Regions from separate parts of the Homo sapiens genome. Here region 2 is linked to region 1. A link is a contact called in ENCODE Hi-C data. All regions are on one chromosome and are shown on one strand. The core of a region is the stretch at or near the end of the contact, and the rest is flanking DNA. Distances in the headings are between cores, read along the strand shown.

Region 1 (3,832 bases), core at 1,175-3,674:
CCTATTGTCACTGTTTCCTCAAACAATGGCTTAGAAAATGCTGACTTAAGATAACTGATTGATAAACTGGGCTAAGATATTAGACAAAAATTAAATAGAAAAAAAAATCCAGGTTAAACAGTAAGGTGGGTGGCAGGGGGAGGGGGGCTCTAAGATCAGGATATGAAGGTGAAGGGAACACAAGATGAAAGTTGGAACTTGTCCAATGACCTCCCCACCAACAAAAATAAAAAGGCACATAAAAATATTTTTATTTTCTATAAATACATTAGGAAATGTATTTCTTCCCAACCCAGTCCACCCCATTAACTCAATTTTTTCTACATAAAAAAGATGCTAATACCACCCTCACCTGTGACTGCTAAACAGAGAAAGATTGCCTGGACTAGGCATTATCCTCCTAGTTGGAAATAAAGGCCCTTTCTGGGGGCAGGAAGTGGGATTTTCAGGGGACCCTACAGACGTAGGCAGCCAAGAGTCAAACAAAACAAGCATATGCAATAGTCATAATTATGCTAGTATGACAGTATGAATTAGGTGACTCAGCCAGGCACATACAGGAGTTCGGAGTGGGGACAGTGGAAGCCCACAAAACTCCATGTTTGGGCCATCAGTAGACACTTGGTCTGAGAAACACAGTAAAATGTCTGCCCGGGTAGTCACGATCATTCTAGTATGAGGTAGACAGGAAGCAGAGCAGGGCCAGGAAATGGAAGGGGCCACCCAGGCCCTCAGGAGTCCCTGACAAGGGAAGGTCCCTCCATGCTCTCTGAGGGTGGCGGGGCTCCAAAGATCCTGGCCAGGAGCCCTTTGTTGGAGCGGGCCTTGTCCTGGGCAGTTGCCAGGCGAGCCCGTTCACGTCCCCCTGGCCGTGCTGCTTTACGGGCCCTCAGTTCCTGCTCAGTAGGACGCTGGGCAAATGTCCAGGAGCCATCTGGGCGAGCAGGGTCCCCATCGGCCGCAAGAAAGCGTTGTCCCCGTTCCACACTTTGAAGATAGAAGTCGGTCTCACGCTTGGCTTGAGCAACCTCCGCTCTCAAGCGCTGCCTGCGCACCTGGCGCTCAAAGGCGAGGTGCTCGCTGAGGTGGGACCAGGTGAAACGGTGCAAGTACTGTGGGCAGAAAAGAAGAAAAGATCAGGATAGTGCAGATTAGGGAGAAAGATGAGACAAGGGGACAAGGCCAATGAGAGGCCATGGGGATACTTGGGCCAGAGTTGGGGAGAAGGGAGGGTGAGAGGTGTGGCAGAAAGATCTATCTTCTCACCTTGAGGTTCCAAAGATCATAACGGAAGGGGCTGCGCCTGCGGGCACCCATAGGCGTGTTGTGTAGACTGGCCGCCACGCGCTTGGCTATGCGCTTGTCACGGAACTCCACCCATCCCTCGGTGTAGTCCTTGGTGTAGGACCGCTTTTTTCCTCCGGCAGCTGCTGCTGCCTTCTTCTTGCGTCTCACGAACCGGTCTGCGCGCCAAAGACAAAGACCCGTCCAGGACGCCTATGCAGCACTCACTCAAAAGCACCTCCCACTGCCCGCAACGTTCTTCACATCTGCCAGTGGGAGTCCCACCTGAAGAGTTTTTGCCCAGGAGGAAGGGAACTGTAAATCGCACCCTTTCCTCTAGCTAACTCAATTCTTTCCTTAATTGTCCACTCCTTAATCTGGCCAGCCCTGAACGCTGCTTAAAACCGGCACAAGTCCTCAGCCTCAATGTAAAATTGAGGGTGGAAAGAAGAGGGGCGGTTGATCAAATAGTTTCTTGACCTAGGCAGCAATGCTAAAGAGTTATGTTCAGTTTTGTAGAAAAGCTGACGAGACTTTTACTCAGGTTGTATTCATGTAACAAACCAGTAAACAGGTCCGGAAAGAGAGGTGAACAGAGCCGGGATAAGAACACAAATAGTAACAATCCGAGAACTAAAGAACCACCAGACACACTGCGCTACCCACTCTCCCCATATCCCCTCCGCCCGCCCACCCCAGCATCCTCACAGACTGATTCACCAGCCAGGAGCCAAGCACCGCACTCCCCACCCCCAAAATCCAGCAACTCGTGCCTCAGCCTCGCGCAGCGAAGCAACAGGACATGCATGCTTGCACCCCGCCAGCGAGCGACAACCTCCTCCTGTCACCGTCAGGGCCTGCATACTTACCCTCAGCCTGAAAGAAGACGCGTCCGACCTCGCCATAGGCGCTGAGAAGGTTGCGGACGTGCAGGGGCCGGAAGCGCGGCGGGATATGGCCCAGGTACACAATACCTGGCACTACCCGTTTCTTGCTGCCACAGGCCGCTTCTTCGGATTCCTCCTGCTCCTCCTCCGCATCTAGTGTCTGTTCTGTCCCTTCCAGCGGCTCTTGCTCCGTTGCGGCCTTCTCCGATTCCTCTGCCTCCATGTTGACTGACACGAGCGGCACGACGGCCGTAAAGTGCCTTGCCAACTGACGCAAAACGCGTGCGACGGCCTGAGACGAGGGGGCGGGTCCAAGGTGGTGATGACAAATGAAAGGAAATGATTGGGCAATACAGTCGGGTCCAGGGGAAGGCCGAGGGGAGAGGGAGGAAGTGGTGTGTCAGGTCGGAAGCCTGATTCAGAGCGTGGAAGCGGGATGGGAAACTTGGGTTAGGCTCAGATTCCCGGTCAGATCTCCAACTCAGGACAGGCAGAACCAGAAAAGGCAGATCCCCAAATATAACCTACCCTATAGAACGCCTTGTCGAGACGCTAAAAGGCGGGTTGATGCCGGCTTTTTAGGGAATTTTGCAGAACAATTTTAGAGAAGTTTCTATGTGTTCTAGCGATCAAAATAGCATTTTATTCAAGGGCCCCGGGTGCGATTCCAGCTGAGGAATGACTCACCTTTTAAAGTTTATAAATTTCATTTAAAAATTTTGAGTTTTGAGGTTTTAACTATTTCTGGAAATTTACCTCGGAATTTTGAATATTTTAAAATTTAATTTTGAAAACAGTTCAACTTTGGAAATTTAATTAGATTTAATTTTTGAAAATTTAAGTTGTGAACTTTCAGTTTAATATTTTACATTTGATTTTGTGAATGTCTGAAAATTTAAATGTGTGACAATTATTTGAAGAATTTGTTTGGCATCTATTACACGTGTGTATTGATACATTATCCATATGCATACTTATGTTGCAAATACTTGTCAGAGGCGCACAAGCCTCCAATTCTGGCGACCCCCCGGCGGCGCGCTTATTTCTGCTCTCCCTGGGTCTGTCCTCAGATTCCCTATCAGATCACAAACCACTTTTCCTTCTATGACCTACGCAACCGCAGAACGGACCGGGCCACGGCGGTCCTGCTCCCACCAGGCGGCCTGCGGACCATCCCTAAGCCAAGCTCAGGGCAGTTTTCCCCGCGCGGGCTCGGGTCCTCAGTCTCTTATCGTCGCCCGAGGGCGCGACCAGCAGGGGGCGCCGTCCCCACCCTTGAGGCGTTTCAGTTCTTCCCATCGGCGCCAGCGACAAGCTGACTGCAAAGGACAGTGCTGGGAACCGCGTACAAGTAATCCGGTTAGCTTTCTGGAAGCAGCCCGGGGCGAGTTTGATGACTATCAACATAAATCCGTCCTTGCTGCGGCCTGACAAAATTTCCCATCTCGCTCCAAGAGCGCAGAGTAGCCCAGAGAATGGAAGCAGGGAGTAAATGTGTCCACTATTAAAATCAGAGATGACAGTTTTTGCCAGTCCCCAAGTATATTTCTAAAGTAACAGGGCCCTGCACTCTTTCATGGAGTGTCTAAAAGTCTAATAATAGACTTCTCGAATTCAAACACGCCTGTTTCATTAACTTTATTGAAGAGAACTTTCTGTCA
Region 2 (3,754 bases), core at 1,181-3,680, 3.5 Mb before region 1:
AAGTTCTAAAAAACTCGAATTTATAGTCAAAAATCACAAAACAAAGAAAAAAAGCACTATGAGAGAGACAGCAGAAACAAAAGACAGCAGCATCAGACACACAAAATCCGCAGATATCAGAATTATAAGACATAGAATATAATAACCATATTTAATATTTTAAATATATATTTAAAGAATAATAAAAGGAACAATTTAAAATATGATTAAAGAACTGATAATTATTTAAAAATTAAGGAGATTTGAAAAGTAATTAAATAGAACTCAAAATAATAACAATAGTAAAAAATAATAATACTTGAAATAAACTGAAGACAGAATTAGTGACATGGAAGAGGGACCTGAAGAAATTACTCAGAAGGTGGCATAAAGAGAACAGCAATTGAAAATATGAAAAGAAGGTGAGAGAAATGGAGGACAGAAGAGAGAAACCTCTTTCTAGTAACTAATTCGAGGTCCAGAATGTGAGGACTGAGAACATGGGGGAAAGAGAATATTAAAAGAGATGATGGCTGATAATTTTCCAAGGTTGATGAAAAAAAAGTCCACTCTCAGTTTCAGAAAGTCCAACAAATCCCAAACAGAATAAAAGAAAATCGTATTTTGATATACTATAGTGACTGCAGAACACCAAAGACAAAAATGAGGTCTTAAAAGCATTCAGAAAGCCCATGTTCTCTAAGTCATGTGTGACTAATTCTCTCCAAAGAAAGCTACCTTGACTGCGGTTGAAGACTGCAGTATAAGATGCTGACCACTAAACAATACCTGCTTCTTATGTTGTTTTTTTTTTCTTCATTTCCTTTTAAATATCCTAAAAGTAGGTCAGGCGGGGTGGCTCATGCCTGTAATCCCAGCACTTTGGGATGCTGAGGTGGGTGGATCACTTGAGCTCAGAAGTTCAAGACCAGCCTGGGAAACATAGAGAAACCCCATCTCTACTAAAAATACAAAAAAAAAAAAAAAAAAAAAAAAAAAAAGCCAGGCGTGGTGGCATGTGTCTGTGGTCCCAGCTACTTTGGAGGCTGAGGTGGGAGGATTACCTGAGCCCAGGAGGCGGAGGTTGCAGTGAGCCAAGATTGCCTCGCTGCACTCCAGGCTAGGTGACAGAGCGACACCCTGTCAAAAAAAAAAAAAAAAAAAAAAAAAAATCCTAAAAGGTTTATTTCACTGGTTATAAAAAGGTTTAAAAAAGTGTAACTTAAAAAAATAAAAAACAACTACAAATCTCCCTATTACCAGAACTGCACAGAAATAAGGGATGGGACCAAGGGAAACGGCCATTTCGTACAAAAAAATAAATCACTGGATTTGTTTAGTTAGCAAACAGACTGAGCAGAGGGAGGGGAAAGAATACTCACTTGCAGTTGGTACAGGTGTAGAAGACAGTTTGCCCTTCATCGGCTGAACGCATCTGTCTGGTGTGGTATGCCATTCCTTCATGACCACATCGAGGGCAGCGCCTGTCAACCTGGGAAGAAACTGGTGGGTTAGGGAGGCCTGGTCATATCCCCTTACTTCCCACAGGAATCAGGCGATCACGCCTCTCAAACGTCGATGGTTTACATCTCTTTTCCCTCTTGGAATTGGGCACAAAACTCTCCAGAGCTTTGCAATCACTCCTCCATTTCTTTCCTACCCACCTTATGGAGCCAGTTCTTGATCTCATTAGCTTACCACAGGTCCCTGGCACTCAGGCCCTTCCTCCACCGACATAGGCATGGCTGTCCCCAGTTGGTGGAACACAACCGAAGTCTTCACAACCTTCCCCTCAAAGTCTGCACAGGCAAGTAAGAACTGGTTATGGAGACAACCAGAGAGAGCTGACACCGGAAACCTCCCCTTTCCCCTGGCTGGTTAGGCCAGGAGGCCCTACATCCTTTCCCTCAGTTTTCATCGCTAGACCAAATGTACAACCGCCTGATGTCCTGCTCTAGGATCCCCTCCTCAACCCAACCGATCTTGAGTTCCCCAAGCTTCCGACCCTGCGCCCTCCGCCAGGACCCCTGCGTACAAGCCTCTCACCCCGAACGTTGATGTTGAAGCCACAGCGAATACAGGTGACCGTATCCTGAGCCCCGGGCAGAGGCAGGACCGAGCCGCAATCTGAACAGAAATCCAGGTCCGACTGAAAGCTGGAGCAAGTATTGGCGAGGTCCATGACAGACATGCGGTCGGGTCTGAGGAGGGAGTTGGAAGTTTATTAACAAAAGAGAGAAGAGTTCCTGTCCCAGAGGTCGTAACTATTCTGTCCCAGGACCTAGGAGTATATAACCCGAACCCTCCTGCCACGCACGCCTCCTGCCTCTGCGACCAAGGAGCCGAAACGCCCGGAATTCCCAGACAGCGTCGGGTACTAAAGGACTTGGAACCCTTTCCAGGGGCCGGTGAGAGGAGTTAACCAACTCCGTGGGCTAGAGCGCCAGCTCTGCGCCCGCGGCGGGGCAGCGAGATAGAGCCGGCTAGAGCGTCAGGCTTTCGCGTTGACGATTGGCTGTGACGTCATAATTAATTGCGAACCGTGTCTCGGGAGCGTTAGAGATGGAGACTAACGTCTTCCAAGGGAGATTGCGTCTCCACTTTCACCCTGGTACTGAGAGGTTGAGCACAAAATTGGTAACCAATGCTGCGCTTCCAGCAAATTTTCCCACCAGCACCCAATCCTGGGATATTTATTCTCTTTGTCTCACATCCTACAGGAACGCAGTCGCGGGGTATATCCCCCTGAAAACCGTACGTTGCCAAATAATGATTTCTTTGGATTAGAGAACTACAACTCCCCTGGGTCCTGAGCCGGTATTTCCCTTTTGCGGCTGCACCGTAGTTAAAAACAAAGCTAAGTGTTCTGGGACGTATAGTTCTAGCGTTCCTTGGGTCCCGCTGGCGAGCGTGGGCTTTCTGCAGCTCGCAACCGGCCTCGTGCTTTGCGGACGGTTCACTGCGCTTGGAAAGGGGTGAGTCGGCTTTTTGAGGGACAGCAAGTGGTGAGAGTGAAGGCCCGAGGAATGCTTAGTCCCACGGGACGAAAGGAAGCAGGGATGAAGTGGTACACTTGAGAAGGGGTTCAGGACTTTGGAGGTGGTGGAACAGAGGAGCTTGGGGCTTCCTCTCCTTCGACTCCTGCCAGATAAGTGAGGCTAGCAGTAGTCAAGAAAGCTCATTAAGTAGGATTTCATAAGACTTAGGTCGAGTTTGGCTTTTAGTTGTGCCTGCCGCCTATCGAACTCTTAATTCATTATGTCATCCGTTAAGTGGACAGCTGACATTTCCCTGATCTTTTATAAAACATGAGAATAAGTATCTTTGGGAAATCTTTCTATTTTCATTAATCTGTAACTTATATTCCAAGTAGAAACTTTCCCTGAAGGGGCAGCTTGTAGTTGTTTACTAGTTTCCTGCTAGCCCTCCCACCACCATCCACTCTGATAGCTGTGCTAAGTTCATTCATATAAAAGTTCTGGAGCCATCACTGTTTTCTCCTATGAAGGACACAAGCTGTAGTCTTTTCGCTGGGAGAGGCTCCCATCTGCCTTTCTCTGTAATAATGGAGAGAACGCCATAGTGAAAGGGTTAAAACTCAGCAAACTGCTGAAGAGTGACAAGCCCTATCATTTAACTGTGAAATTGCTTGTTATTCTGTCTTACAAAGGGAGACGTGTTGTTGAGCTGATTGTCGTAGACAGTTTTTATTCTCACTTATCTGTGTGTCTCCTTTGAAAATGGAACTTGAAATTCTACCCTCCTCAGTTTTCTG

The links. Hi-C counts contacts between places; a loop is a spot of excess contacts on that map. Pooled maps may share reads with other maps.
Region 2: a loop to region 1 is called in a map of CD8-positive, alpha-beta T cell, with 20 times the contacts of the local background. The contact joins the promoter of POLR1H here to the promoter of ABT1 in region 1. A Hi-C loop is called at or near these places in 2 of 168 maps with a recorded cell type or tissue (CD8-positive, alpha-beta T cell and gastrocnemius medialis) and 8 of 50 pooled maps.

The regions. Positions count from the first base shown.
Region 1 is chr6:26,595,545-26,599,376 of GRCh38, reverse strand. ABT1 (activator of basal transcription 1) reads right to left here and starts at 2,424. Exons shown (of 3, transcript NM_013375.4): 1 at 2,154-2,424; 2 at 1,267-1,463; 3 at 1-1,112. The coding sequence starts at 2,394. The coding sequence ends at 732. RefSeq lists enhancers at 2,136-2,575, 3,133-3,292, 3,393-3,542.
Region 2 is chr6:30,059,941-30,063,694 of GRCh38, reverse strand. It overlaps POLR1H (RNA polymerase I subunit H), which reads right to left and starts at 2,430. Exons shown (of 4, transcript NM_170783.4): 1 at 2,026-2,430; 2 at 1,678-1,778; 3 at 1,362-1,471. The coding sequence starts at 2,170. It also overlaps the pseudogene POLR1HASP and a transcript of PPP1R11 not described here. RefSeq lists enhancers at 1,671-2,536, 2,537-3,403.